Regions from separate parts of the Mus musculus genome. Here all the other regions are linked to region 2. The links are chromatin loops, found by intact Hi-C in ENCODE. Cell type or tissue: heart. All regions are shown on one strand. Links, peaks and the distances in the headings refer to the core of each region. The heading gives the core; the rest is flanking DNA.

Evidence for each region. Peaks named below come from ENCODE experiments on the same cell type or tissue, not always from the same donor. Only the 100,000 strongest peaks of a DNase experiment are listed, where the experiment ranks them.
Region 1: a loop joins it to region 2, with 7 times the contacts of the local background. A loop is called at or near these places in 30 of 42 quality-filtered maps.
Region 3: it touches region 2 in a loop (8-fold over the local background); 28 of 42 quality-filtered maps call a loop at or near these places.

Annotation. Positions count from the first base shown.
Region 1 is chr9:45,383,287-45,393,567 of GRCm38, reverse strand. It overlaps Fxyd6 (FXYD domain-containing ion transport regulator 6), which reads right to left. Exons shown (of 8, transcript NM_022004.6): 2 at 3,521-3,580; 3 at 2,896-2,934; 4 at 2,717-2,791; 5 at 1,971-2,007; 6 at 1,304-1,353; 7 at 843-892. The coding sequence starts at 3,575. The coding sequence ends at 864. Among named protein-coding and RNA genes, the nearest start is that of Fxyd2, 18 kb to the left of the region's middle. In heart, for the core only: a CTCF peak has its summit at 6,791 (motif pointing right); a DNase peak (open chromatin) is centred at 4,777.
Region 2 is chr9:45,217,666-45,227,946 of GRCm38, reverse strand. The region is part of intron 1 of BC049352 (cDNA sequence BC049352); the gene reads right to left. Among named protein-coding and RNA genes, the nearest start is that of Tmprss4, 19 kb to the right of the region's middle. In heart, for the core only: a CTCF peak has its summit at 6,196 (motif pointing left); a DNase peak (open chromatin) is centred at 6,196; H3K27me3 peaks cover 502 bases.
Region 3 is chr9:45,404,730-45,415,010 of GRCm38, reverse strand. Fxyd2 (FXYD domain-containing ion transport regulator 2) reads right to left here and starts at 8,921. Exons shown (of 6, transcript NM_007503.4): 1 at 8,845-8,921; 2 at 6,867-6,905; 3 at 6,637-6,711; 4 at 5,462-5,498; 5 at 5,278-5,308; 6 at 4,733-5,019. The coding sequence starts at 8,881. The coding sequence ends at 5,284. In heart, for the core only: CTCF peaks have their summits at 2,489, 3,086 and 6,493 (motif pointing right); DNase peaks (open chromatin) are centred at 2,510, 6,500, 7,120 and 9,140; H3K4me3 peaks cover 744 bases; H3K27ac peaks cover 446 bases; H3K27me3 peaks cover 3,885 bases.

The sequences.
Region 1 (10,281 bases), core at 1,520-9,519, 170 kb before region 2:
AGTAGTACTGGAGAGTTTCATAATAAATGTGTGTGTGTGTGTGTGTGTGTGTGTGTGTGTGTGTATGGTATATGTGTGTGATATCTGTATTTGTGCATGTGTGGTATGTTTGATGTGTGTATGCATAGTGTATGTATATGATGTTTGTGGTATGTGTGCTATCTGTATGTGTGTGTGTGGTATGTTTGATGTGTGTATGCATAGTATATGTGTATGATGTGAGTGGTATGTGTGTGTATGTATGGTATGTTTGGTTGTGTATGTATAGTGTGCATGTGTATGGTGTATGTGTAGTGAATGGTGTGTGTGTTTGTGTGGTGTGTGTGTGATGTGTGGTGTGTGTGTGTGTGTGTTATGATGTGTGTGTGTGGTGTGTGTATGTGTGTGGTATGATGTGTGTGTGTGGTGTGTGTTTGTGTGGTGTGTGTGTGTGATGTGTGATGTGTGTGGTGTGTGGTATGATGTGTGTGTATATGTGTGTGTGTGTGGTGTGTGTATGTGTGTGTGTGGTATGATGTGTGTGTGTGTGGTGTGTGTATGTGGTATGATGTGTGTGTGGTGTGTATTTGTGGTAGCTGGGACAGTACTGTATGAGCCTGACCCAAGGCTGGTTGGCAGCTCTGATTTCCTATGCTGTTGTGTTTGGATAAAGGACACCTCCGTGTCTCTGTGACTGAGCAGTGCACTGTTCCGTTCCTCCCCCGCCTCTGAAAGACACAGAGGAGCCCACTGGTAAGAAAAACTGAGTGCCATGAAGAAGTCAGCATGATGCCCCTGCCCAGGCTCACTGAAGGCCGTGGTGAGACGGCAGGAAGCCAAGCACAGAGAGAGAGAGCACCTACCTTCACGCTGGAGGCTGCACCTCAGTTCTCTGCCTTCTGGGGCTCCGCAGCTGGAAGAGAAGGCAGATGGATGGCGTGTGAGGCCCCTTACCATGTTCCATGATGAACCCTCACTTATGGCTGATACCAGGATTGAGGATCACTAAGATGTGGTGTCGGTCCTCGACGGTCACTGGTTACAAGAACTTAGGTGATGATGGCCCTCGTGGGGCTTAGCACACGTGGAAAGATGGAGCCTGCCTGGCGGCAAGCAGGTGCTTTGCATACAATGATGCATCTGTGGTTCAGATGAAGCGCTAACATCACGTAGGTACTGGGGGTACTGGGAACCCTTTCCTGGCACCTCAGAGGCATGTCTGCTGAAGCCCAAAGCAGCTCATGGCGCCTAGAGTCCCTCCCCACCCCCAAGACTATAGGAAGACACCCCCCCCCCCCGCCCCACAGCCTTTCACAGCGGTTACCGTTTGTAGTGATGAGGTTCTCCACCTGGGCCTCTTCGTCACCTGGAGCCCTGTGACAAGCAGAGACACACTGTCACCAATGTCCAGGGCAAACCACAGAGTATCCCCCATTCTCTGTGGATAGCCCAGGAACCTATTCCTTCCAACCCCACTGAAGCATTCAAACACTCTACCATGGGATGTGTAGGGTGACTGGAGAACTTATGGGCCCTTCAGTGTCTGCCCCGAGGTGGGGTTTGGGTGTGCCTGCCACCCAACTTTGGCTTCTGAGGTCCATGGCCACCATGGCTGTTTTAATGAATGGGGTATAACTTATACGGTGTAGAAAGGAGGCCAAGTGTCTACACAATGCCCAGAGCCTCAGGAAAAGATAAGAAGCAGGCCCAATGTCTCTGCCCTGCACCACAGAGCGGCCATCGGCTGCTACCTCTCTCCTAGCCAGCCTCCCTGTCTCCAGGGCCTCTAAACAAGGTTCCAGAACACTCCTACCCAGGAATTTACATCTGAGGCTGCCCCTCCATATTATGACCTCTGCTTTGTTTTAAAGCCACTTGGAAACCCCCCAGATTCATACCCCAGCTCCCCACATTCTCTTTCTGAGACAAAAGAACACCCACGGGGTTCACTCCACAGACCTCTCCCTGTCCGATAGCCTCAGCACCCTTACCTGGGCTTCTGATTGAAACTGCACTTGCACCTGCGACCTGAAACACAAAGAAACCATCCAAGGTCACGACTCCAGCCTCAGCTCAAGGCCAGGCTCCAGGCCTGAACACAAAAGACCTACCGCCGCCCCCTGCCCCCCCCCACAGTTGGGTCTGGATATTTGATCCTCACTGGGTGCTGTTTGTGGGAGGGGGAATCTTTGGGAGGTGGGGCCGAGCTAACCAAAGTGATTTGTTGGGGCAGGTCTTGGAGGTGGTAGCCACTTTTGGTTATATCCTGAGCTTTCTGCTTCCTGGTCTGTCTCAATGTAAACAAGCCACATGTGTCTGCTATCACAGACCAAGCTAGTTCACTGCCTTCCCACTATGATGAACTTTGCCCTTTCATACCACAAACAAAAAAAAAACAAACAAAAAAAAAAAACACAACGCCACAGCTCGTGTAGGGGAAATGCACAGGGACACATCTCTAGGAGCACGGCGAGAACAGCATCTGACTCCTGGGATGGCCAGCCCCCTGCCCTATGGATGCAGTCTGTGGTTCTTGGCTATGTCTGTTCTCACTTACATTCTCTGGCCATGCCTTCCTTGTTTTCCTGAGCACGTACTACATGGCCAGCCCTGTATTGATCCTGGAGATACTGTGGAGAGGCAAGACTGTGCCTTCTCCTGTCCCACAGACAAAATGGCTAGGCTTGTATACTGTCCCCATCTGTCTAGCAGCCGTAGAGAGAAAGGACACACTTACTGAGGATGAGAAGTATCCCAACGGAGAAGAGGACCACAGCAAACACCAACCCCCCAATCCTCAGGGTCTGGTAGTCTGCAAAGGGAGGAGAAGTGAGAGGTGGGAGAGAGGCGGGGCCAGGAGGTCACGCCGGCCCCTCCTGGATGGGACCACCCCCCAGGGCTGCTGAGCTCACTCACCGTAATAGAAAGGATCCTTTTCTTTCTCCTTCTCAGCTGCTGGGAAAGATGTGACATGGTCAAGAGGAAGACAGCCATACTTCCTGTGACTTCTCACCTGCCCCATAACCTCTAGTCCCCACCAAAGAGTCCTTGTGAAGGGGGTTCACTGGGCAGAGATACTGGAGATCATGGAAGATGGGCTAGCTGGGCTTGGGGGTCCTCGCCTGAATTAGAGTCTTTGGGGTCCCGGGCTCACATTATGTCTTTCATTTCCTCCAAAAGACCAGGTCTATTATCATCTAGTGACAAAGGGGGAAACTGAGACCAAGGGGTGGGGGAGGCTCGTGACCTGCATATAAAGTCAGGATGGATTAATTACAGTCTAGGCTACAATTCCACAGGAGCCCAAGGTACCTGGAGAGATTAACAGAAGGATTGCTGAACCCTTGTGGGAAACAGTGGGAGAAGGGCGTGCAGGGGGGCCCTGAACTAGGATCTGTTTTCCTCTGCTGACAGTAAGAGCCCGTGACCAGATGTAAAGTGGCCTAAGATCTCAACCCTAATGTCTGAATGGGCCAGAATCTTCTGCTGGAAAGGGCTATGTCTGCCAGTTTGGCACAGCAAGGCCCTAAAGGATTCTTACCACTCGCCAGGACCACAGGGGCCAGCAAGCTGCAGAGGACCAGCACCGTCTCCATGGTGTCTGGGGGTAAAGAAGCAAGACATTACTCCAGGGACAGAAGACCTTCCTCGGTAAGCCGTCACCCTGACAGGGCCTCGTCCTAGCCTGAGCTGTATGGGGAGCTTGTGTGACCTGAGGCCACTTCAAATCTCCGGGACCAATGCCACCTTATCAGGCTCTCATCAGACTCTCAGAGAGCTCTGTGTGGCCAATACTATTAACCCAGATGAGTCAGGACACTTAACAGGCACTGTGCTAGGTCCACACTGCAGGCCTGGAACCAGAAACTTGCTGATAATTATCGCCCTTCATAGGGGGAGCGGTAGGGCCCAGGTCAGATGACGGCTCAGGGACTCATTAGCGTGGGGCTTCTGGGCTGAAGCCTTGCCTTCCCAAGGGCTTTGGAGATGTCTCACCAGTGTCCTCCTTCCGGGCCAACTTCTGCCTCATTAAGATGTGGGGCCCTGGGCCCAGCTCCCACAGTCAACAGCCCGCCAGAAAGTGTTTTTAAGATATGTTTATATTGTATGTGTGAGTGTGTGTCTATGTGTGCATGTGTGCAGGTGTCCTTGGAGGCTAGGAAGACCAGCTCACGGCATCTCCAGGAGCTGGAGTTACAGGTGGTTAAGAGCTGTCTGATATGGGTGCTGGGAACCAAATTTGAGTCCTCTGGAAGAGCAGTAAGCATTCTAAGCACTGAGCCATCTCTCCAGACCCTAGGAAGTGTTTTTCTATCAGGTGATGGGTGGAAGACTCTTTCTGTTCCCCAAACGCTATCACAAACCCTGATGCCCATATGTGATCTTAGGTGTCCTTCCTGTTGTTTCCTGTTTTCTCAGCTTTCCCTAGAGGCCCCATCTCCTAAAGGTGATAATTGTGTTAAGGTAGTCTGGATAGGGGTTTCTAAGCATCAACCCCAGTCTCTCCTCCCACGGAAGTCACTGACCCCTCTACGTGGATCTCATCAATTTCTGGTGATGAAGTGGGGGACTCTGATGGGACACACCAGGGACATGTATCAGTGGGGTTACACTTGTCACTCTCAGACTCAGAAGACTAATACAGAGTGAGAAGTGAGAAGAATGCAAATCAGGAGCGCCCAAAGCTGCTTAATCTTTTCCATGCAGGGTAAGACGGGCCACAGCTTGAACCTGTCTAGAATGGCCGGTCCCACGCTCAGTCTAACAAGTGACCCTGCTGCCATCTACCAATCAGACACCAGGGGGCAGCAGAGCTTCATCCATGACCATTTCCAGCCAGAGTCCTGTAGGTGTCAAATCATCGCCTGCTGTGTGAACATGCACCTTGCTCTTCTTAAAAACTATGCTTGACCCAGATATCCAATAACATTGCTCAGAGTGATTCTGTGCATATGTAAGTGTTTGGGTGTCTGAGCGGGCGCATGCTCTTGCATGTGGAGCCACAAGGTCCACGTCAGATGTCTTCCTCACACACTCCGTACTTTATCTTTTGAGACAGAGCCTGGAGCTGACAGATTCTGATTCAAGGAGGCCGGCGGGCTAGCTGGCTGGCTAGCTGGCAAATTCCAGCCATCCTTCAAACTCTCCATCTTCTCAATGCTGAGACCGCTGTTAGGTGCCACTCCACATAAGTTCTGGGGATCAAACTCAGGCCCTCACACTTGAGGTAAATGCCTTACTGACTGAGCCTTCTCCCCAACCCCTAATATAGCTTTAAAGAATTATAATATGTACAGGCCCCTGGACTTGCCTTAATCAACTTTGTACTGAAGATTTATCTATGCACAGCTCTGCAGTTAATTCATGTTTAACACCTGGCATTTCATTGTGAAGGCAAACTATTGTGTACTGATCCATTCTCTTGTTGATGGACATCTGGTGTCTTTAACGTGGCATTGCTAACTTTACGTGATAGGGTTATAAACACTCACACCCAGTCTCAAGAGGAACCTGTTTATATTGCAGATGCGGGGAAGGGGGGGACCACTCATTCCTGGACACCAGAAAACATAACGACCAAACGACACTTATGGTGCACGAAGTACTCTCCTGCTTAGTTTCCTTTTAAAGGGAATACGGCTTGGCCCCTTGGCCGGTCTCACCCTGCAGCCTGGAAATGGCGGCCACGAGTGAGCATGGCTCTGAGACCACGGCTTGGGTGACAAACCGTCAGTGCTGCACAGTTAATCACTCTTCACCCGGTCATTCCCCTCCTATCATCCGGCCAGCGCGATGTGATTGATCTGCCACTCCCCATCCAGATCAGTTTGGCATTAATAGATGTCCCAATTTTTGTCAATTTCGAGGCATAAAATGTAGCATTAATCTGGTCACTTAGTAATTGGGTGTTTGACATTTCTGTTTCTTCACAGGTGATAGGATGTTCTTATCTTTTTCCTGTTTCAAATCATTTTTTTCCAATCTTGACATTAAACCTCAGTTATTGAGTATTCCAATATAATATTCCAATATAATATCTCCTCTTAGCCTGTGATTTGTCTTTTTACTTAAGAACTTTTTTTTCACATTTCATTTACTCACTCTGTGTGTGTGTGTGTGTGTGTGTGTGTGTGCGCGCGCGCGCGCGCGCGCGCATGCGCCCCAGCAGGTGTGTAGAGGTCAGATGACATCTTGGGGGGGGGGTGGGAGTTCTCGCCTATCACAGGCATCATGGGAGCAAACCCCAGGGTCAGGCCTGGTGGTAGACCCTGGAGCTCCTGAGCTGTCTTGCTGGCTCTGTCTTTACTTTTAAAAATTGTCTTACAGGGCACAGAACTTCTCAGTTCTAATATGATGATCCTATGTGTCTTTTTAAAGACATTTCTTCACACAGGTAGGCCACATTAAAGGTTTGTTTGTGCTTTGTGTTTTGTTTGTGGTATTAGGTGTCTGGATCTAAGAGACCCTAAGTCAGCAACTGGAGGAGTGCCCAGAACCACAGACATGCACCATTGAGCCCAGCTACACTCAAAACTTGTATTCCACTTGGAACTGAGGTGTGAGGTAGGGGTCTGAATCTTATTTTTCTCCCATTCTGATAACCAGATGTCCCAGAACCACTTGGAACTGCCAGCCACTTCTCGTGGTGTTCCACGTCGCCACCACAAGTCTGGTTTCTGCTTGGCTGTGTGGTTATCTCCCAGCTTCCTCTTTGGGTGTATCGGCTAATTTGTCTCTATGATACTCTCCTTAACTTTCTTTTTTTTTTTTTCAAGATTTATTTATGATTATATCTAAGTACACTGTAGCTGTCTTCAGACACACCAGAAGAGGGCGTCAGATCTCATTACAGATGGTTGTGAGCCACCATGTGGTTGCTGAAATTTGAACTCAGGACCTTTGGAAAAGCAGTCAGTGCTCTTAACCACTGAGCCATCTCTCTAGCCCCTCTCCTTAACTTTCTATGGATTCAATTGCTTTTTGCCAACTGTGGTCTGAACTTATTCAATGAGAAGTCTCAGAAATAAATAATTCATACAGTTTATAACACACAGATCATGGTAAAATCTCTCACTGTCCCAATCCATCCTGCTGCAGAACATGAGTCACCCTTCTGGTCCAACACATCCACACTGTATATACTACCCCTACCTGCCCACCAGTCACTTAGAAGCATCTCTGTTTTGGCACAACTGTTGTGTATCACTGTCCGTGTGTTTAAGTAACCCTCTAACATAACAGACACAGAGTCAAAAAAAAAAAAAAATCCTGTAAGGTGTTTTTTTCAGACAAGAAAATAAAACAAGATACACTGGGGAAAAGCCATATTTAAGAATTGTTCACTCAGGAGGCAGAGGCAGGCGGATTTCTGAGTTCGAGGCCAACCTGGTCTACAAAGTGAGTTCCAGGACAGCCAGGGCTACACTGAGAAACCCTGTCTCGAAAAATAAACAAACAAACAAACAAAAAAGAATTGTTCTTGCCAGGCAGTGGTGGCACACACCTTTAATCCCAGCACTTGGGAGGTAGAGACAGGCAGATTTCTGAGTTCAAGTCCAGCCTGCTATACAAAGTTAGTTCCAGGACAGCCAAGGCAACACAGAGAAACCCTGTCTTGAAAAACAAAAACAAACAAACAAGCTAACAAAAAATTGTTCTTATGGTTTTTTGTAATTGCTCTACATATTGCCGTTAAGCTCTTACTATGCCTAGCTTACATATTAAAATTTATCATAAGTAGATGTTATAGAGAAAACAGTATGCTTAGTGTTGAATCCTAGTTGGTTTCAGGTGTCAGTCATCTACGTGGTCTTAGGGTATATTCCCTCTGGACTATGGTAACGCATTAAATCCTGTATTTCTGTTACTATAGCTTTTTAATAATCCTGTTGGGTTGTAAGAGAGCCTTCCATCTCCTTCTCTGAATCCTTTAAGAGTATGTCCATCCTCTGGACATATACTCAAACACAGGAGTGTGTCGCTCAGCATCACTTAAAACTTTGGGACTTTCATAAGAACTGTCAGGGACCTACCTGGAGGGATTGGGTGAATCTGGCATGTTCCTGATTCCAATTCCTCAAGTGTCATAAATCTTTTGATTCCCCAGGGCCTTATCAATAGCTTCTTATGAAATGCCAAGATACCTTCACATAGCTGTTTCATCCATTGGTACATTGTAAGTTATATTGTTTTTTTTAAAACATTAACGTACTGTGTAGTATGGAGCAAAACAATTGGTTTTTTATCAATTGGTCTTAAATACAGTAATCTTAAGATCTCTCACTTCTAATAATTTACCTGTACGCCTTTGGGTTTTCTCTGTACACAGACTTTGCAAATGATCTTACTAATTAGCACACAGATTGTTTCTACCCCTTGTTTTAGTGCACTGTGTCAGTGAAACGCAGTAGGGAAACAATGGTTATAAACACATGTGCACACACATGTGCACGATTTTTTTTTAAATTACTTACTACTGGCTTTAAATGGAGTTCTAAGGTTTTGAAGATTCTGCTTTAACCCTGGGCTTCCAAAATGCTCGCTTTACATTAATTACGAATAAGTAAGTGATGTCTACGTCCTGTCATGCGAGCAGCCTATTCTGTCTTCCTAGACTACGGCTCTGAAACGTGCTGGGCGTCCTTATTGTGTTCCACAAATCACCGGACTGCTCACTCAGTTTTTCTCGTCCTTGCTTCACTGTGCTACCTGCTGGGTAATTGTTTCAGAATTATTTCCTCTCTCCCTCTAACTGTGCTTAATCTGCTGTTTCGTTCATCCACTTAATTTCCTATTCCAACGGTTGTATTACGTCTGTACGTTCTAGTTGGCTCCTTTTCTAACAGCTTGGTCACTTCATTCGTCTTCCTTGCCCACTCATTTGTATGATCCACTGTTTCCTTCCAACATTTTCCTCACAGTTATTTTATGTTCTGTATCTTTTAACTTCAAAATCCTGAATTCTCCACTTCTGTTTGGTTTTGTTTGTTTGTTTCCTTGTTTTGTTTTTCAAGACAGGGCCTCTCTGTATAGCCCTGGCCTTGAGTCCCGGAACTCACTCTGTAGACCAGGCTGGCCTTGAACTCAGAGACCTGCCTGCCTCTGCCTCCCAAGTGCTAGGATTAAAGGCTCCTAATACCACTGCCACTGCTAGACCTTCCTTCAAAATCCTGAATTCCTGGGAGCATAAATTGATTGGTGGCATCTGTGGTTTTTAAACAGTGATTCGGCTTCTCTTGGGTCCCTCCTAGTGCACACATGTGCATGTGCACATGCACACACACACACACACACACACACACACACACACACACACACACACTACCTTAGTTTAGTAGTCTTTGACTGTGTACTCCAATTTGTTATATTTTAATCTGTGGGAAATTCTGAGGCTGTTTTTCTTTTTCCATGGGGACTGAGAGTGGCCAATATCAAACTAAGACCAGATTAGCCTCTCTCAAGCGTTCTCAGTTCAATGGAGAAGTCATGGGCTTGGATCCTACTCCTGCTGGTTCGGTGCTTATTGGCCTCCAGTAGGCAGCAATGGATGCCGACTGCCGTTCATTCTCAGCAGCTCCGCTTCAATTCAGTTCACACTTTACATAATCATGCGACTTTGATTTCATAGGATCTTAGTTGGGAGATTTATTTCAGTTCTAGAGTTTTAGGTGTTGTTTGGTGTGCAGAAAGGAGTGAGTGGTAGAGGAGCCTCTTTCTTCCTTCATGTGTGGCAGGCCAAGCCCTGTGACAACAGAGCTGGGATCATCACGTTACAGGAGAAAAATTTCTCAATCATTTAAGGAGGGAACTAAGTTATATGTACCTGCTGTGTGTAAAATCTTCCTCCTTCCCTTCCTTCCCCTTTGTCAAATGTATTGCTACCCCCGGATCAAGTTCCATCTCACGTTCCATAGTTAAATTATATCTGGGCCTCAGTCAGAGGAGACCAGATCCAAAAGTAGTTTGGAAGGAGGATAGAACTGACATTAAAAGCCCTCAACTGTGGCTCATGCATACAATCCGAGCACTCAGCAGGCTGAGGCAAGGGGATTCCCATGAGTTCTAGGCCAGGCCAGGATACATAGAGAGACCCTGTCTCATACTTAAAACAAAATAAAACCAATTCTTAGGGACCTTCCTGTGGACACTGGGTCGTAGGTGCCAGGAGAAGGATGGACAGTCTAGGCTTCTTGGCCCACAGCAGAGGAATTACTGGGCAGGTAGAGCCCCTCCTGGAAAAAAAAGACCCATCCGTATCAAGGACTCCAGACTACCAGGTATAGTGCCCACCCATCCACTCTG
Region 2 (10,281 bases), core at 1,335-9,334:
ACTCCAGGGCACCGGTTTGGCGCCAACAGTGTGTACTGAACACAGTCCGTGTCTTGGGAAGGGCAGATGCTGAAAGCAAACTCAAGTATTTTAAGAGGTTGTTGGAAACTTCGTAGGAGATCAATTTGGGCTCAGAAGGTGCCTTGGTCCCATTCCTCTGCATTAGATTCATCAGAGTGAAGGACCATTTGCAGATAAGTAGAAAGGTCTTTTTTTTGTTTGACAACGTGTGCATTTGTTTTAATGAGATTACGGAGAAATGTCATTAGCACAGCAAGTCTGAATTTTGTGGAATTTAGCACTTAGAACAGTGGTTCTCAACCTGTGGGTTGCGACCCCATAGGGGGTCACATATCAGATATTTACATTATGATTCATAACAGTAGCCAATCACAGCTATGGAATAGCAATGAAATAATTTTGTGGCTAGGAGCCACCATAGCATGAGGAACTGTATTAAAGGGTTGCAGCATTAGGAGTGTTGAGAACCACTGGCTTAGGGGATGGCTGAATGTTTTAAATAGAGTCCTGCTGAGGAGATCTGTCACATACATGGTGGCAGAGGTAACTTGGGGTGAGGAGAAGTGATAAAGTGATAAAGAGAGCCAGAGTTCTAGACTAGACACACGAGGGACACCCAATATCATGCCACCTCAGGAAAGATGGAGAGCCTGCGGAAAAGATACTGGGGAATAAAGCCCCATAGATCCTGGTCAGGATGAGAGGGGCCAGAGCTTAAGTTATTCTCTTCCACCTACAACCTCAGCCTCAGGCTGAGAGCTGGGGCAACAGATAGGGCTGATGAAATAGCTCAGCCTTTTTAAAAAAGATTTATTTATTTTATTTATATGAGTACACTTTAGCTGCCTTCAGACACACCAGACGAGGGCTTCAGATCCCATTACAGGTGGTTGTGAGCCACCATGTGATTGCTGGGAATTGAATTCAGGACCTCTGGAAGAGCAGCCAGTGCTCTTAACCGCTGAGCCATCTCTCCAGACCGATAGCTCAGTTAAGTTCTTGTTGCATTGGCATGAGGACATGAATTCAGATCCCCAGCCCCCGCATAAAAGCTGGAGCCACAGTATGTATCTGCAATTCCAGCTCTGGAGAAATGGAGACAGGAGACTCGCTAACCGGTCAGTATACCCAAATTGGCAATCTCCAAGTTTGGTGAGAGACCCTGTCTCGAAGAGTAAGATGGAGAATGACTGAGGAAGGCACTCAACCTCTGGCCTCCTGACACATGTGTAAGCATATGCACACACACATGTGCACACATACATGGATACTTATGCACGCACATGCACAAAAGGAAGATGAAATAATTGTGTCCCTAATTACTACGTGCTTTGGCAACTAAACATTTTCTTAAGCTAAGCATGCTTACCCCCATGTGGCGACAAGCACAAGATGTGGTAGCAACTGGAATTGTCAACAGCAGCCCTTAGACACCAGTTGCCCAGGGAGCAGGGAGAGGCTTAGCAGAGTGGTTAAACACACTGAAGCAATGTCATAGGAGCTCCTAGCCAAAGGTGGCCCAGCGGCGGTCTTAAGTGTGAGCCTGATACACTGTCTGAAAGTAACGTCAAGGGAAGCTCTCATCTTTGCCATCTTAATTTACATTTTGCATGTGTGCTTTATACAATGGTTGCCTCTATCAGTGTGTAAGTACAAAAGTAACTTGTATATGAATAAATATTACAATACACACTCAGCATCATTTACTGATGGGAGACACAATCTAAAAGGCTTAGTGACAGTAAGACCGTAGTCCTTGTTCCTTGTACCTGCTTAGATGCCTGTCCACACTTCTCTGTGTCTTCCAAGTCTCTCACACCGAATGCTGAGAGGACACTGGGAGCCATCGGGGGAGCTGGTAGCACTGAGCCTAATGCACCCTCCACCCCATGCTGGGCTGGAGTCTCTGGGAATCCCAGGTTTCTTGGGAGTGGATACAGAGATGCTCTGAAGGGAAGGCTTGGGAGGACCTTTCTCTCTGCCTCAGCTGTATCTTGCACCAGCTGCACAGGTTTTAGTGAGCCACTCTAGACTTCAAGCTCATCTCCCCTAGATGAGTGAGATGTGCCTTAAGGTATCATGATGATGATCATCACGTGAGATAAAGGAAGACAGAGGTGTTGAGGGATCGTGAAGCCTCTCCCTTCAGGGGCAGGCGTGGAGCTAAGGGAAGCCCCACAAGCATCATCAGCATTTAGACCTAAAGGAGGCTTGGCAGCCTGAGAAACCCATGCTGAGGGGCCTACCCCAGCCTGAGCCTGCATCCACTTGGCTGGACCAAAAGTCACACACACACACACACACACACACACACACACACACACACACACACACACATGAACATGGCCAAGGTACCTACTCTTCTCCCTGTGCCTGCCGCTGTAGTAGACAGATACATTTGAGCTCCACAAATCTCATCTTGGCTCCGGCCATAGGCAATGCTGAGCCGAATTGTATCTGCCTCATGCATTTCCACCCCACACCGGTACCCAGCCACTCACATCAGCTACCAGCCATCCCTACCATCCTCAGATTCCTACATCTGTGGGGGAACCTCAAGGACAAGGGCACCATCACCCTTAGATTCTTCTTGGGGGTCCCCACCAGATCTTAGACAAGAGGACATGCACATAGAGATGGGCACCCATTCAGGGCACCCCAGGGTCCTCCCACCTCACAGGCAAATGCTGCCTCCCGCCCTTGCATCCTTATCTTGGACCCAGGCTGCTTCATGCTTCCTTGCTGGAAACAGAACAAGCCAAGGTTGCTTTGCCTGGCCACAGAGCCAGGAGCCTTGGGATCTCGGGATCTATTCGTGAAACATCTGGAAAGTCTTGACTACTTAGAATGCACACACTTACGCTTCCTATCACCCCAGTCACCTTGCTGCATTCTCAGCCCCAGGCCAAGGCCCCCAGCTGGTCTCCCTAGGCGATTTTCCTCTGAAGAGCATCTAGAGAACATTGACTCATTTGTTGGTTAGTCTCCAAGGGCCCGAATGAGCTCCTGCCCCTGTGAAGCCAGAGAAAGGGGAGTTTGCTCCAGGGTTTGTGGGGCTGCATGAGGGAAGGTGAGGCAAGCTCATCTTTGCCTTAATCCAGGCCCAAGAAGGAGCCTTGTGGGTCAGAAGCATCTGCCCCTCCCCCCATGGCTACTGCACTCACTGCAGAAGCTGCACACGATGACAAGCCTCTATGGCTTCTTCTGTAGGGCTAGATGGTGCCTCTTCCTGTGAAGGCTTCTTCCTGAGGTAAAGGTTTCTCACGCTCGAGCACACGGATCATCCACCCCACCCCGTGTATCCTCTAGCCCAGTCCATCCATGGCACGCAGAGCCATTCATGGATGCTGAAGTAAGACCTTAGGGCCAACCACGCCCAACTCAACAGTGTCTAACACAACTGAATGCTCAGTGCTCCCGTGGATGACAGCCCCAGAATCTAGAAGACGCTAAAATCCAGTGCTGAGCTTCTGTGTCCAGTGGAAATGCAGCTTTTACTAAGTGAGAACTCACCCTAGTTTCCAAGAAGGACCAAATGAAATGAGAGACAGACAACACTCCAAGGACCAGGTCCACCGGATCTGTACACTTTTCACTATCAGAATACCAAAGCCAGGTCACCTGTGGTTTCACCCCCAGGGTGACACTCAAGCCAGGCAATCTGGGCCTAAATACTGCAGGGCTGTAAATAGGAAGCCAGGGCATCTGGGGAGAGGGGATGGTGGGTGGAGCAGCTACCTCTCATGAGTAAGGCTTAATTCAATGCCCAGCCCTGGAAATACAAGGAGTCTGTGGTGTCATGTAATGGTAGAGCGCATGCTTAGTGGGCCCCAGCCAAGCATTCGTTTCAAAGCCAATCCTACACCTATGGGAAGACATTAGAGTCTAGCTGCTCACTGGGATATAAAGCATGAAAGTGGCTGGAAGATGGGGAAATTCTAATCACCTATGTGTTACTGTGAATGTTAACAGGAAGTCTTGGCCAGATTCAAGTTCCCTTGACCAACGAAGGTTGCCCTCTGCCCGAACTCCATGTGAAAAGTCATTGCCACCCACCTCCCATCATCCCTCTGTCCCTCTTCATCTAGAGAGCATTCCAGATACCAAATTCCAGAGTCCTTCCTTCTACAGCTACTCCAGGTTCTAAGAAACTCAGGCAGGAAGACAAATGGGAGTGGTGGGGGATGGGGGGTGGAGCCAAACTGGCAAGAAAGGAGGCTAAAGGCAGGCCGGAGCTCCTAAAGGCAGCCAGGAAAGTGTGCAGGTTGTGCCTCAGATGCTGAGCAAGGTTCAACATGAGCTAAGCTAGGCTGCAGGCCCTTCACTCTCATGGACATTTTAAGCTCCTAGATATAATTATATATTTATTCTTGTTCTAAGAGAGCCTCTAACGACTGGGTAAATATGATGAACATTTGTCATCTCAGCATTCTGGAGGCAGGAAACAGGAAGATCTTGAGTCTAAGATCAGCCCAGGCTACATGGTGAGTTTCCAGGCCAGCCTGAACTATAAGACCAATTTCTATCTCAAAAATGTAACCGCTGGGGCTGGAGAGACAGTCCAGTCGTCAAGAGCGCTTGTTGCTTTTGAGGAAAACCTAGGTTTGGCTTCCAGCACCCGCATGGCGGCTTTACCAACACTCACAGCTCTAGTTTCAGGGGATCTGATGCCCCCGTTGACCTCCTTTGGTAGCATACACATGTGGCACACATAGATGGAGCTAACATACAGAACACACACACATACACAAAATACAAATGCATAAATCTTACATTTTTAAACAACTTTTTAAAATTCCAAATCACAGAGGCCTCAGGAAATCTGGATCGATGTCCCCTCTACACCTCTAGGCAAAAACAACCATCTCTCCCTGTGACGGTTAGCAACATTTGCCGATCTCACGTGATCCAGAATCATCTGTTAGACACACAAATGTACATCGGGTTGATTGCTATAGGAAGACCCTGAATGTGGCCAACGCATTCCACGGGATGGGTTCCTAGATTGAATACAGAGAGAAAAGAGGGCTGGGAGACGGCTCAGTGGGAGAGATGTTTCCTGTGCAAACTTGGGGACATGAATTCAGATCCTCAGCATCCAGGGAAAATAAGGAAGAAGCAATAGAGGGAGATGCGAGCACACACGCGCGCGTGCGCACACACACACACACACACACACAAATACACACACACACACACACACACGCACTCTAAACACCAACATCTCCCCCCCGTGGATCTTGACTGCAGATGTAATGTGACCAGGCTTCTCACCGTTCTCGCTACCATGACTCCTCCACCAACTATGGCTTCTCAAACCATGAACCAGAATAAAGGTTTCCTTCCTTAAAAGGAAAGGCCTTGGTCTTTCCTCAACTGTGTCTGCTGTCACAACTAGAAAGGTAATATACTCTCTCACCCTATAACCCTCTACCCTGCAGCCTCATCCCACAAACACTGCCTGGCACTGTCCTGTCATACCCAAGAGGACGGGCCAACTAGGCTCCTACTTCAAGGCCATGGCCTAGGGTATGGTCCTACCTGTGCTCTTGTAACCTCCCCTCTAGTTTCCCACTGGCCTTTCAGGGCCCCCAGCACATCCTGCATTCAGCAGGAAGCCATCACTCAAGTTCCAGAGTCAACAGTGCCATATTCAGCAGCCCCCTGTCACACACAGATGCTGTACCTGGAACTGCGGGTTTGGGACCCACCTGCCTTCTCTGGAGATGGATTTACCCATGTCTGTGTGCCCAGAGCCTGTCTCTCCAGCTCAAGGCAGAACCCACTCGGGTTCAGGGCAAATGTTTCTTGGATGCAGTAAATGCCCAAGCAGGGCTAATTCTGGAGACAGTGACTGAAAAGTACAGAGGGCAGTCCTGAGATCACATCACAGTGGCTGTCATACTGTAGCCATACTGTCTCTGGTTGGAAGAAGATACTGTGCTTGACCTGATCTGGGCAATTCACGTTCCTTCTTGAAGGCAATGCTTTCTCTCTACTTTCTATGGTTGCCCTCTGCCCCATAACATATACACAGCCATTTCCTTCTGTCTCCCTTGGCTCTTGAAGGAACATGAGCCACGTTCTCACTGCAAATATCTCACTGTAAAAATCTTACAAACTTTCACACCACAGCACGGAAGAACACATTCCTGTGAGCCGTGCGCCCCCTAGTGGCAGAAATGGTTCCTTTTCCAACAAGGGAAGGGCTCTTGGAAGGCTAAATGGTAGAACCGCTTATGTAATTGCCTCTTCAGGCCAGTCCTAGCTTGTTGTGTGTTTATTCAATTGTCATACACTGTTGTTTTGCCAGACAGACAAGAAAAGGAGGCCCAAGAGTCACTACAGATCTCTGGTAGAGAAGACAAACAAAGGGAGAGTCTCTTCCAGAGAAGTGTGACACACCACTTAAGTTAAAGGGAGTCTGAGAACGCTGCAAGAACCCTGATTTGGGGGTACCACTGAGAGGACTCCCTGGGATCACATGACACTATTGCTATGCTCACATCCATGTAACTGGGTAACAGTTCAGCTTCCACACGCGGGGCCCGCTGTGGTGGGAGGTAATTGTTCCAGAGTCAGAGTGTTGTGGTTCAACTGTGATAAGACACTTTGCAAGAAAATGGTGGAGTTTCTCCAGGGGCCTAGAAACCAAACCAGGAAGGGGCTGAAGTTAAGAGACCAGAGGAGTCAGGAGACCCAGTTCCTTCAGAGGAGAAAATATAGTTGTAACAAACGACGAGACCAGAAAGGAGAAGAAATGGACGACAGACCACTGAGCATTGAGTTTTGCGAAGCCATGAGGCCATTTTGTGAAATTAAATGCAAATTTTTAAAAAAATCAATAGCTATACTCAGCATCAATTCACCTACATTCATAATTTGATAACTGGCTCCAGAATCAGGCTAACCACAGGCATGAGAGTAAACTCTGTTGGCGCCAAGGAAGTAGGGCAGCTAACTGTTCTACATAAGTAGAACGTGTCCTACAGTCATTTAAAAGAATTTCCAGGCTTGGGGGGCTGAGGCAGGAGAATTACAAGTGAAGGATCTGCCTTGGGTATCTCAATAAGACCCTGTCGAGAAATAGAAAACAAAACAACAACAAACAAAAACAAACAGACAAACAAAAGACTGTAGCTCAGTGGTAGGGAGTTTGTCTTGAGAGGCCTCTCAAGTATGTGGGGCAGCTACTCTGTTGTGGGACTATTCTGTTGAAGCAGGAAGTTACTGTCCATAGCACATTTTTGGCTCCTACTCAGCCCTGGAGACTTCCTGTAGCCCCAAGGTGATCCCATACCCCTTGTGCCAGTTCTGCCCCACCTTGTATTGAGGTTTCTCCTCTAAAGCAATATCAACTCTGGTATTCACCCCAGGGCCAGGTGTATGGGAGAGTCCTGGGTTGGGATGGGTCCTGGGTGGAGTGGGCGTAGGCAGATCTGGATAGTCAGGTGGCCAAAGCATAGATACACAAGAAATTCTGGAGTTCTGGATAGGAGGGGCCCAGCGAGGGAAGAGGACTGTGCCAGGGGCTGGACTTGGCACACCTAGTCAGAAACACACTTTATGAACATTTGTTCACTCAGAGTGTGAGGAAACATGGGGTGAGTGCCTCTCTCCTGGAGTAAGGGCAGAGCAAATAAAGGGTATGCATGCATGGCAGAGTACATGGGCCCACCTGGAACTCCAGGGATAGACACTAAATATGTCCTCCTGTTAGGGTAGCCTGTAGGGACCAGGAAGAAATGAGGGGAAGGTTCAGCAGGTGAGTGTGCTTGCAACCAAGCCCAAAGACCTGAGTTTGATCCCCAGAACCAACATGGCAGAAGGAGAAAACCAACTTCTACAAGTTGTCTTCTGACCTACACATAAACACACACACACACACACACACACACACACACACACACACACACACACACTTCAGAAAATGGTTGGTGCCGTCTCCTTGCCAAATGGAAACCAGCACTCTCTGAACCCCTTTGCTTTCTTGGCCCTCAGTTAGAGCCCACTGCTTAAGAGGGAAGCCAGAGTGAGCCACAAAGGGGCAAGAAAGGCAAGTTACAGTCAGGCTGGGAAAGATAGCAGGTCCGGGACAGAGCAGGATGAGACCCACCCCAGGCCAAGTATTATCTGGGTTTGCCCAGGGCTGATGTATGTCATGCAGTCTCACTGAATCAACCGGCACTAGTAAACTCTTCTTTGGTCCAGTGTGAGGATCTGTAAAAGCCAGCATGGGTAACTAAAATGACTTTCAAAATCCTACCATCCTACAAAGACTGCCTAGCCCAAGACAGGTGTGGGACTTCTTATGCCCAATAAATACAATTCTCCTGCACCAGGCCAATGTGAAGTAAGGTGAGAGGGTCACATTTGGAAAGAATGCTATCCTGTGTGACCTGATGCTTGTAAAGTGGGTGTCACCTGGGGAGGGTGTAATGATGTCTGACTGTGCTGACAGGAAGGGGAATAGCACACAGTAGGTGACTCCATCCCTGCTGCTTGCTGAGAGATAATTTCTCTGTTCTGGGACTGTGACAGACTTTCAAACTCAGCTCAGAATGTCTAAAGGGTTCGGTAAGAAATTGCATGAAAGGATGTCTCCATAGCAACACACTACACAACTAATGGGCCACCATCTTTAAAGACCTACAGAATACAGGCACCAGATGCAGTGGGCCTCTGGGACCCTTCTTAGTATGATTCCCAGTGTGGGTCCATCTCTACTCCTTTGCTACCTCACCTAGAAAAGCAGAGTAGATTCCCTGAGTCCTGCCTCACTCCAGGTGTAGGTGGGATGCTGGGATGCTGGGATGCTGGGATGCAAGAACCCAGACAACTGCTGGGTACCAAGATCCATGATGAGCAGAAATGGTGAAGAAAGCTGAGGCCTTTCTCCACAGTGAGATTCCCAGTCTTGTTTCCATATTGAATGAGGATACCCTCTCTCACGTCCCTGTCTCCCCAACAACTGCTGGTGCTAATTAAAGCCATGTTCTAATAAAAATATCAAATAGGATTCATCAGCCTGGAGGTGTTCTGTCTTTTTCTGCTTCAGCCCATGTTGCAACGAGTAGGTCAGAGGCCTGCCTGCCACATGAAGACACTGGTCACCCCTGAGCTGCCAGATCTCACAGCCACTACCCAAACCTCCCAGGGTCCCAGCAATGACAGTAGGCAGCTCAGTCAAGCTGTAGCTTCTTTGCTTTGCAACTGGGAACCAAAGGAAGCACAGGGGCTTCATCCATCCAAGCTACACACACATACACACACACACACACACACACACACACACACACGAACACACACATGCACAAACACACACATACACACACACACGCGCACACACACACACACTCACGCACATGCACACGCACGCACACAATCATCCCTCTCCCTCCGTTTTTCTCTGAATGGCCAAGTTTGTGCTTCCAAATTAATTGCATGTAGATTTTTGGTTTTTCATATTCTGTCCTCTAAATGCCTTCACGCTATTCTTTATGTTTATTTTAGTTGGCTTCCCCTTCTCCCAAACCCTTCCTGCCTCACCATATAGCCCTGGCTTGCCTGGGATTTTCTATGTAGAGAAGACTGGCCTCAGACTCGCAGAGTGTTATGCTGGGATTAGAGGTGTGGGCCACTATGTTTGTCCTCCTATGAGCCTATCTTTATTTCTAAAGCTTTTTAACCTTTTATGCCTATCTATATTACTCTTCCATTTCCTTCCCAAATAAAAATTGTAAATGAGAATTAAGATAACCACTGACCTTCATTGACTTCACATGCCTTCCACCCCACACACATCTGGACAGAGGTTTAAGTAGATGTCTTTGGTGATCACCTTTGGAGTCATGACTAACCCATTTTCAAGATTATTCTTATTGCATTTGCTTATTTTGCATGTGTGTGGTGAATGTGCACCATGGTATAAGTACAGAGGTCAGAGGAGGACTTTCCAGAGTTTTGCTTTGCTTTGTTTTTTTCCTAATACCGTGAAACACGAGTTCCAGAGATTGAATTCAGTTCAGCAGATTTGAAGGCTTATACCTTTTGCCACTGAGCCATCTCACCGGTTGTTCTTTTGTTGGCCAAGCCCCAAGTAAACTCTGCAATCCCCAGAACCCCATTTAGAAAAGCAAAGCAGGATGCAGGAGAAGTGCTTCTCCCTGGTCAGACACCTCCCCCTGCCCAGTCTTGGCAGCTGGACAGACCCGCCCCTTCTCCACCCATCTCATCCCTGCCTTTTGCTTTGCATATCTT
Region 3 (10,281 bases), core at 1,543-9,542, 190 kb before region 2:
CACCATGCCTGCCTGGATGCTGCCATGCTCCCACCTTGGTGATACTGGACTGAACCTCTGAATCTGTAAGTCAGTACCAATTAAACGTTGTCCTTATAAGAGTTGCCTTGGTCATGGTGTCTGTTCACAGCAGTAAAACCCTAACTGAGACAGACTAGTTGGACCACAGATCACCCCCCTCCTCCTCAAGGGAAGAAACTAAGGGCTCTGGCTGAGCGGCCAGAGACCCAACGAGTGAAGACATCTCCCCTATACCTTAGCTCAGTCTATCCCTGGGACCTGGCTATCTTGAAGGTGGGCTCATAGGGCACTGCCTCTTTGTCATCTCTGGACATCATGGTATCCTGAGAAGAGGGGCCGAGACAGAACGCTCCCAAATGATTAAGGGGAGGGGTCCAGGAAAGCTGGTAGTCTTGACTCTTAACTTGGAAATAATGCCTATCGCAGAGTCACTGGCCCAGGGTTTCAGTGGGTTTTGCTGGTTCCCAAGTGTCTTAGTTAGAATTTCTTTCTATTGTTGTGACAAAACACCATGACTAAAAAGCAAGTTGGGCAGGAAAGGGTTTATTTAACTTACACTTCCATATTGCTGTTCATCACTGAAGGAACTCAGATAGGGGACAAACCCAGGTGCAGGAGCTGATGCAAAGGCCATAGAGGGGTTCTGATTAATGGCCTGCTCCCCATGGCTTGCTCAGTCTGCTCTTATAGAACCCAGGACCACCAGCCCAGAATGACACCACCCACCATAGGCTGGGCCATCCCCACTGATCACTAATTGAGAAAATGCCTTACAGCTGGATATCACGGAGGCATTTCCTAACTAAGGCTCCTTTCTCTGCAATGACTCTAGCTTGTGTCACGTTGACACAAAACCAGCCAACACACCAAGACTCAGAGGATGAGCTGAAGGCTAATACTGGGAAAGGCCTCAAAGACACCCCACCTCAGTGAGCCTACACACCACCGACTCTGCCCCAGACCCCATGCCTGCACAGCCCTCCTTACCCCTATGCCTTCCTCTAAAGCAGCCAGTGTGGTCACTCAACTATTGTTTACTGAGTACATCCTCTGCTGGATCTGGGATGGCCACTAGGGGGCGTGCATGAACTTAGAGGTATGATTCCCATCCTGGACTAGCTAATCCGCTGGGGTCTGGAGTGAGAGTATATTCTGATCTAAGAAAGTATGTCAGGGTAGCAGGAAGGACCCCAGAACAGCCGAGGTCCATTCTGCACCCCCTGTTCCTGCTCATGTCTCCTGAGTGGCTGTCTGAGGGTTCAGGCCTCTCCTGAATAACTTTATTAACTTGATAGTGAATGTTTGGTTTGCAGACAAGAGACCTGAGCTGTTGTTTACTGCAGAGCAGGAATGCTGAGGTCCAGAAGTTTCTGTGTGAGTGCAGACTTGGTTATTGATTGACAGGACTTTCTGGGAGGTTGGGGGGGTGGTAACAGAGAATTCACCATGCTCCATATGATCTTCTTCCTCTACTTCTCCAGGTGCCTTGTGGCAGCCTTTCTCACGTACCAAGCTCCTGTGCTCATGTGGCTGTGTGCATCTAGTTGTGCATTAAGAACACTAACTACCCTGGGCCAGGGAGAGGACTTACTCTAGCTCCCACGTCCCCTTCAGAACCACTGCCCCTTGACTTTTAGACTGGACCTTAGAATTTTCATCTCCTGCTTTGTTTCCCCAAAAGCCAAGTCTGGAGACAGACAGGGACCTTTCCAAGGTCACACAGCAGGCTTGGGGATAACACTGGTAGGAAGGCCAGTTTCTGTTTTCAGGGCATCATTGGTGGCCTGTGGGGCTGCAGCAGCTGTTCTGATCCACCAGCTGCTGCCTGGCTGGGGACTTCCTACCCTCCTCCATCTCCTGCCTGGCTCACCTGGGCATTCCTCCCTGTGACACCAAGACACTCTTCCAGGAAGCCACCGTGAGGAGTTCTCAAAACAGAGGACCAGGTTTAAAGATGTAAGGACAGACAACAGCACTGTGGGATTATGGGACACACTGGGCAGCTCAGCAGGCTTGGAGAAACAAAGCTGCCAAACGGGGCTTTAAGAGTGGCTCTAGCCCCTGACTCCCAGACATGAGGCCCATGACAACTGAGGACCGCCCCCCTCATACACACACACACACACACACACCCTAACCTATGTCCTGCTGCCATCCCCCTTGTCCCTCCAGTGTCTTAATGAAAGCCTGGGCACTAAAGTTCCAAATTCTAAGTAGAAGTTCTTCCCAGCCCCTCAGCTATCCAACTGTAAGAACACAAAGCACTCCCAGTTCCTTGTGCAGCCTGAGACGGAGGGGACTGGAGTCCCCAGAATCTTCTCCCTTGCAGCCTCAGTGTTGCTCTCCTATCACACTTGACTGTGGAGGTTAAGTCGCTGACTCCGAGGCCCAAACTGATCCAGATTGGGACAGCAGCTATGGGATTCACCAGGCGGGGCTTCTAACCCGTATTGACCATCCAACTGCAGTTCCGAGCTTGGCCACCTGGGGTGCTCGTCTGCAGAGAAGCCATTCACGTCCCTGCAGGGGTACTAGTAGATCCCTGAGCAAGGTACTAGGGGAGGAGGAACTCCGTCCTCCCTCTGCCCTGATACCCTCGTTTTTCTGTGGGCAGGGCCAGCAGAGCTACTCAAAGTAAGTCTTTTGGGACACCCACTTCCTCACTGAACCAGTAACCGCTGAGGTGAGGTGAGAGTGATCCCCAAAAGTGCCAAAGTTTTTAGAAAAGTTGGAGAGCCGCGCAAGGAGTCCTCACACTCCAGGTGAGCCAGCCTTGGTCCCAGCTTCTAAAAGGGAAGCCAGGTCCAGACAAGACAGGGCCCCACCCAGACAGACCACTCATCCCAAGATGGAGTCATTGCCCTTACCCTGGGTGCCCCATACTTGGGTAATTGTGAGTTTGGAAGGGAGAATCTGGATATTCGGGATAGGATCATGATGATAACTCGAGCTGTGGGGTCTAAAGCTTCGTGGAAAGGAGCGGTTCAGGAGATCAGCTGTAATTTCAGGTGACTTTGAGTAAGTCGTGGGCTCCCTCTGGTAGTAATAGAAGGAACTGCAACCTAAGACAGCTAGGCTCCTACAGCTCTGTATAAGCGAAGCAACACTTCGAAGACTTGATTTGTATTCTGTAGTTTAGGACAGCTTGGATGTGTAGAAAACCTCAGAGTGACAGGCACCTTCAGTAACTCTCAGCAGAGGAACTTCCTGGATAGTGAAGGGAGATGTCTGGGTCCAGGAGCAGGTCACAGAATCAGAATGTCCGTGGAGCAGTCTCAGCCCAGGTCTGGCTCACTGAGCCTCAGCCCGGGGGGGGGGGGGGGGTGGCAGAGGGCATGGGGATAGGAGGAAGGCTTACCAGTAATCTCATGTTTGTACCTAGATCTACCTACTCAACAAATGGTTAGGCCCAGGTCAGGCAAAGTCCCTAAAGTCTACCTCAAGTGTACCAGTCTGGCCACTTAGAGAACAGAGCAGAAGACGTGGTAGCAGACAGAAGTGACTCACCAAAGACCATTTAAGTGATGGGCTGGTGTATAGAACATTCTGGAAACATGACTCCTTCCATATGGCTCCCACTTCTCTCTAGTGGACCACAGACCTTGAATAATACCTCTTCCCATTTGCCTTGCCCCAGGCATCCAGAAACCCTGAAGAGTTTGTCTCCTCCCCGGTCCTACCTCTGGTCAGACTGGCTCCACCCCAGCTCATTCCTCCCATCCTCCAGGAGGAGCTCAGAACAGCAGTTCTGACCTCTGTTTCAGGGTATGAGGTCATACTTTGTCAGTGGTGTGATACTGAGCATAGTACCCAGACTTTACCTGTGTGCCTCAGCTGACACATGCCCTTCCACCGCAGGCTCCTCTCATCTCCCAGCCCTGACAGAAAAGGCAAGCAGATTGCCACCACTACCTTTCAACATCCCCTTCTATACAATGGCAACAGTCTCTCAAAGGAGTGCCTGCGATCACTTATGGAAGGGTGGGTGGAAGGGTGGGCGGGTGGGCTTCAGAGCCTGGGGCAGTGGGTTAGGACAGAAGGCTTAAGTACCAAGTGAATTGGCCTGTCCACCCTGACTGTGTAGTTCACCCTAACTCAGCCTGTTCCTTTCAGAACAGGGCTCTGCTCAGATACTCAGAGATGTAGCTAAGGAGGCCTGTCACCAGATGGTGCCAGCATCCAGCCAGCCCTCCAGTCTCCTTAGAGATTCCATGGGAATGGAGGGAGAGGGAGTTGAACCTCTGTGAATCTCTGCCCAGATGGATGGAGCTGAAGCATGCAGTAACAGGGGACTCGCTCTCACCTTTACTCCTGACCTAGGGGCAAAGCAAGCCAACATCCAAATAGATGGGCAGGGGTGGGCCCAGCTGGAGTTTCCTGAACCCCACCAACTCAAGGATGGGCTGGAAGCATGAGGTGAGGCCTTTCTGACCACTTACCCTGGACTGTAGTATACCTAGGAAAACCATAGAGCCCATGAGCGTGGCCACAGTCAGCTACTGCCTGGTTGGACAGATCACTGGAGAAGCAAGATCCCCGTGAAAGCTCTGGGGTTTCCACAGCAGCAGCAGCAGCAGCAGCCAGCAGGACCCAGCCCACCCAGTCACCTTCATCTTGACACCTTCAGACTTTGGCAGGGTGCCCAGAAGTCAGGCAGAGGTCTCTGTCCCCAGGAAACTGTTTTCAGGGGTGAATGATAAGCACTCACGGATGACCACAGCGAGCCCGATTTCATTGGCAGTTGCTTATACAAGGATTCATTGAAAACCAGGGGGATGAGGCTACACATGCTCCTCAACTTGGAACAGGGAGTGGGGTGTTAGAGAAGCTGGGGAAGAGAGGAAGTTAAGGATCTGAGGCAGGAGGGGATGACCATGAAGGGGTTCCCAGGATGCCTGGCACTTCCTTCAGCCCATGCTGACTGTGCTGGGGTCTGTGGTGCGCAGCTGGGGAAGGTGGTCATCGCTGGTGCCCATGCACCCGTGGGCACTGCCGGCTCTGGAAAGACAAAGGCTGGGTTTGAGTTGGGAGGGAGGCCTCTGCACCTATGGTTCTGTTCCTGTCCCTCTTATTATCCTCAAGGCCCCCCTCCTCCACAGTGTTCCTACTTCACACACCCCACTTTAGACACCCAGTGCTCGCTTTAAAACATTCATGGGAACAGCCGGCCTGAACCCCCAAATTTCCCTCAGCTTGTTTTATCTTAGTCGTGAGCGTGCTCTCCCCAGCCCTTCACGCCATTTGAAGGGTACATACCTTCTGTCACAGTTCATCTTCATTGACCTGCCTGGGGCGAGGAAGGATAAAGAGGATGAAGACAGAGGGAGCGTGTGTCCGTGCTCCCCCAGATGGAGGACCCCCTCCTCCCCATCGGGGAAAACTTCCCCGCCTGACTTCCTCTCTGCCCCACCCACCTCTTCGGTTTCCTATTGGCACTTACCTATGTTTCTTACCGCCCCCACAGCGGAACCTTTTGCCTTGAAAAGAAAACGTAAAGTTTGATGCCATTTTTCCCCACGGAGACCCCAGAAGAGCTGGTTCTGCCAGGCTTAACCCCCCTCCTCCAACACCATCATAGGGTGGGGTTTGGGGTCCATGTTTTCTCTGTTTATATAAGGGTGGACCACTAAGCAATTAGTCAATCAACAAATAGTCACTGCACCAGATCTGTGCTGGACTGGGGACATGTTGTAAGTGGCCACTGGGACCAGAGTTCGTGATGCCACCAGCTTTGAGAGCTTTGCCTAGGCTAATAATTTCCAACACCCCCCCTCAAAGACACACACACACACACACACACACACACACACACACACCAGATCTTCCAAGAGCCCAGCTTTCATTCAGAGTGGGAGGAGCCAGAGTGTGTGGGAATTCCAGAATACAGGATCCTCTTTGCTTCACCAAATGTCTTTCTGATTGTGATTCTGGTATTTTCTTTTCACTTCAACAAGGCAAGACAACAAGCATCTGCTATTGTGCTTACCAGGGCTCAAGGACAGGTAAGACCATTCCTGCCCCCTAGAACTATTCATGGCTACCTTAGAACCTCCCTAAAGTACCCCTTCACCTCTGTGGCTATCTTAGGATGTTAACCCCAATTTTACTAGACTGTTGGTATTGTCCCCATTTAACAGAGAGAAAATGGAGTCTCCCTGTCTCCAGAGTTAGGATAAGTTAGCGAGAGTCCCCAGGCCCTGGCTTCCATCTCTGCTAGTTTGCAGCAATATGTGGAGGAGTGGATGTCTGCTACACCGAGAGAGCTGCTACAAGTCTCTCCCTGCGAGTCTCACTGTCCATCTCAAACGCTGACAGTGGGGCTACAGGCGGTGTCTCTCAGTGTGCTGAGACTACTCAAGGGATAGGGTGGCTTAGGACGTGGTGTCCAGATGGGGCGGTGCCTGCTCCCCTGGCAGCCTCTGCCCCACAGTTGCCCAGCCAGACTTCCCTCTCCGCTTCCCATCCCACGGCCACCAGGGGGCACACTGAAAGAAGCGGTAGGCTCGCTGTCCTCTGCATATTCCTGGATTCCTCCTCAGGCTGGAGTGTGGGTGGGGACCTGGCAAGTGTCCTTACGGTATGACTTTGGGAAATGCTCCATCTGTCCCCACTTACTGAGAATGATGAGGAGGCCCACGACGAAGGCCAGGCCCGCGAAGATCAGGCCTCCTTTGCGGACGGTTTCATAGTCTTGGAGAGAGGAGACATGCGCAGTGGTGTAGGCACGCCCCCTCACAGACCTCCCAAAGTCCACCCGCGAGGCAGCCCCGCCATGTTAAGAGCAGATAGCAGGAACCCAGGGCTGGAAGCCATCTGACGGAGTAGGCAGGGGAGGACCGGCTTACCGTACTCGAAGGGATTCTCTGTCCCCTTGGCACTGCCACCTGAGAAGAGAGCCAGGGGTGGGATGAGCAAGAAATCACAACCCCAGAGTAGTGGGAACTCCAGAGTTCTCAAACGAACTCCCAGGATCGAGATGAAGAGAAGGCTGGCTAGAGTGACCCAGTGAAGAGGGGACCTGTGAGGACGCCCTAAAGGTTACATCACATGGGCATCATGGGATCAGACGCTGGGCATCTGAATAGAAACCTGCCCTGTCTGAAGGGACCTCAGTCTCCGGAGGGCGTGGTCCTCCCCAGCTCCCAGCTCTGTATCATAACGAAGTCAGGCCAAAAAGCCAACTCCCAGGAAGCCCCCAGAGGCCTCTATTGATATAATTCCACGTCCTCGGGGAAAGGCAATGTCTGAAATAAATTAAGGCGGAAAGCAGAGCCTCTGTGTTCAAGGAACGGGAGAAGGAATCAAGGGCCCACTGGAGTCTTCGTAAGGACACAGTGGAAATGGAAGGCAGAATCAGGGCTTGACTCATCCTAGCTTCTACTCTGCTGTGTCACTGTCCTCCGGACATACTTAACGGGCAGGAGGAGCACTTAGTTTCTGTGCATTCCCGGCCAAAATGGTCTGAGCATCAGCTCGTACAACCTGAGGCACAGTTGTTATTCCCTCTCATCCACAAGAGACTGGGGCACAGAGAGGGTAAGTAAGTCACCCCACAACCACACAGCGAGTAAGGGGCAGAGCTGGGATTTGAACCCAGGCAAAGCGTCACTATGAGTCTACGTGCTAGGCTCCCTTTCAAGTGACATAGAGGAAGAAGACTTTTTCAGACCAAGCTGCCTGCCCCTGGCCCTGCCTCCTGTGGCTCCTTCACCCTGAAGGAAGCCGATATTCTGCTCTCTGCCAGCCTGAGCTCAGAGCACTTACCCTTGGATAGCTGGTAGTACAATGGCCAGCAAAGCTACAATCACACACACACACCACCCCCATTCCCCACTCCATGCCAGCTGTACTCTCTGCTGCCCTGCTGGAGCCCCTCTTGTCCGGGGCCTTTTCTAAAGGGATGAAAAAGTTAACAATTCCCAGGCAACTTTGAACTGTGCCCCTGTAGTGATCAGCCAGCCGCAGGGTCTGGTGAGTCCAGATCCCTCCAGTAGCCAGAGGGGGTCAGTGCTGGTGAACCTCAGGTATGGGTTGTTCAGAAAGGTCAAAATCTAAGGAGAAGCCACAGTGACCCAGGCTCTGCATCCATGCAGAAAGTCTTCCCACACTTCCGTCATGTTCAAGGTCAAATGGGGAGCTAGCATCAGCCTCAGCCAGATCCAAGACAGGACCCCAAACCCCACCCCACCCCCATTTCCCTTTCAGGAAGCATTTAATGAGTCCCTCTTCCACCAGTGTTCTAGGTCAGAAAACTCAACATCTATGGACCGGCAGGGGTCCTCTTGGGCTCCAGGCCTGAGTCTGTGGATTTCAAAACGCTGGGCTTTTCTTGTGACCCTAAGCCTTCTGGGGAAGGCTAAGCTAAAGGGCTGCTCCTCCCATCTCCAACCCCGGCAGCCCCTGACCACTTTGAAATCTTAGTTCTCCATCCAAGATGAGAAAGTCACACTGGGCAGGGCGTGGAAGGCTGAGGCAGGAAGAATGCAGTGAATTTTAGGTTATTCTGGGCTATATGAGTTCCAGGCCAACCTGGGCTACAGAACAACACCCTGTCACCCAGAACAAAGTCACATGTACACACACACGTACACACACACACACACACACACACACACACAAACACACAACACACATAAACACACACACTTCTGATGCTCCAACTTCTGCTATTCTGCTCTTTTTCTGTGGGGGTGGGGTTGAGGATCCCTTCTGAATGCTAATTTTCTAAGAGAGCCACTGGCTGGGGAACTCCAAGGAACAGGAGAGGGAAGGGGTCTAGCTGCCCACCAGAGCCAGTCCCAGGCAGAGTCCTGCCAGTCTCACCACTGTTCGCTGACAGATCTGATATTTCCCCAGCCATCGGGGCTTCTCCACGACGGTCTTCCTGTGGCCTCTACTATGGGGACAGTGTCTGCCGTGGCCAGGGCAGAGGTGGGGGGGCATTAAATATTAACAGTGTCAGGTAATATTTACCCCAGTCACAAGAAAGGCTGAGTGTCCCCAGAGGGGCTCTTGCTGACCCAGGCAAGGGGAGGTATGGGGGGAGCCAGAGGCAGGGAGGAGCTGCCTGAGGTCTCCAGCCCCTCCCAGAGGAAATTTCCAGAGAGCAGGGCTGGGATGGGCAGCAACAGTATTCTTCCATCAGCCGGGGAAGCCGCAGCTGGGAGTGAGATGAGGAAGTGAGAATTTCAAGATGCACTCTCGGTGAAGGGCACATGGGAAGTATAGATAGGGGTCCTGGGTCGGGATGGGGACTTCCAAGTCCCTTAGCCTCCAGAGCTTCCTGCAAGGCCCTGTGGATAGCACCGTGACAGCTTACATTCTCATGGGGCAGTCATGTCTCCCCGCCGTGTTCCTAAGGAGCCCGGCCTGGCTCCCTTCTTACCACAGTCCTGTGAATCTTGGGTCCCCAGCAGGATCAGCCTCAATAGCACTGCTGTCCCTGACAGCCTGTCCTGACTTGTTTTATTTATCCTGGTCCCGAGGCCACCACAGTTAGCCACTCACACCTCAGTCTGAAATCCTCCACCATCCCTGACTAATGTCCTATCCTGATGCCCAACACTCCCTCTTGCGGCTGTCACCATATGCTTATGACTCTTTCAGGAAGAAGCTCAGCTTGATCTTAGGGCTTACAAAGCATTTTCTAGCTGTTGTCTCCCTTTTGCTTTAGTTCCTCTCTTGACATGAGCTATCTGAGGTATGGAGAAGCTGAGGCCCAAGGTCAAACATCCAGTGAGAGTTGAAGACAAATAATGGCTATCCTTTGAGATCCAGGGCTCAAATGCTATGGCCATACCCACCCACCCACCCCCAGCCTGTCCTGCACTCACTGTAACCATCCCCTTGGTAACTATGGTGTGGATTCTGTAAGACCACAGTCTTCTTTGGGTTCCAGATGGTCGACTTGGCCTCCAAGAAGCTAATATCCAACACTAGCAGATGATATATAAATAGATACACAGGTGATAGGTAAACAAGAAATAGATGATAGATAGATAGATAGATAGATAGATAGATAGATAGATACATACATACATACATACATACATACATACATACCTGCATGCATACCTGCATGCATACAAGCTATATAAGTGATAGGTTGATGGAGAAATGATACCAAGATGGATAATAGATTTATGGATAGATGGATAGATGATAGATAGATAGATAGATAGATAGATAGATAGATAGATAGATAGATAGAGATAGATGGATGAGTGCATGCATAATACATATATATACACATACATAGCT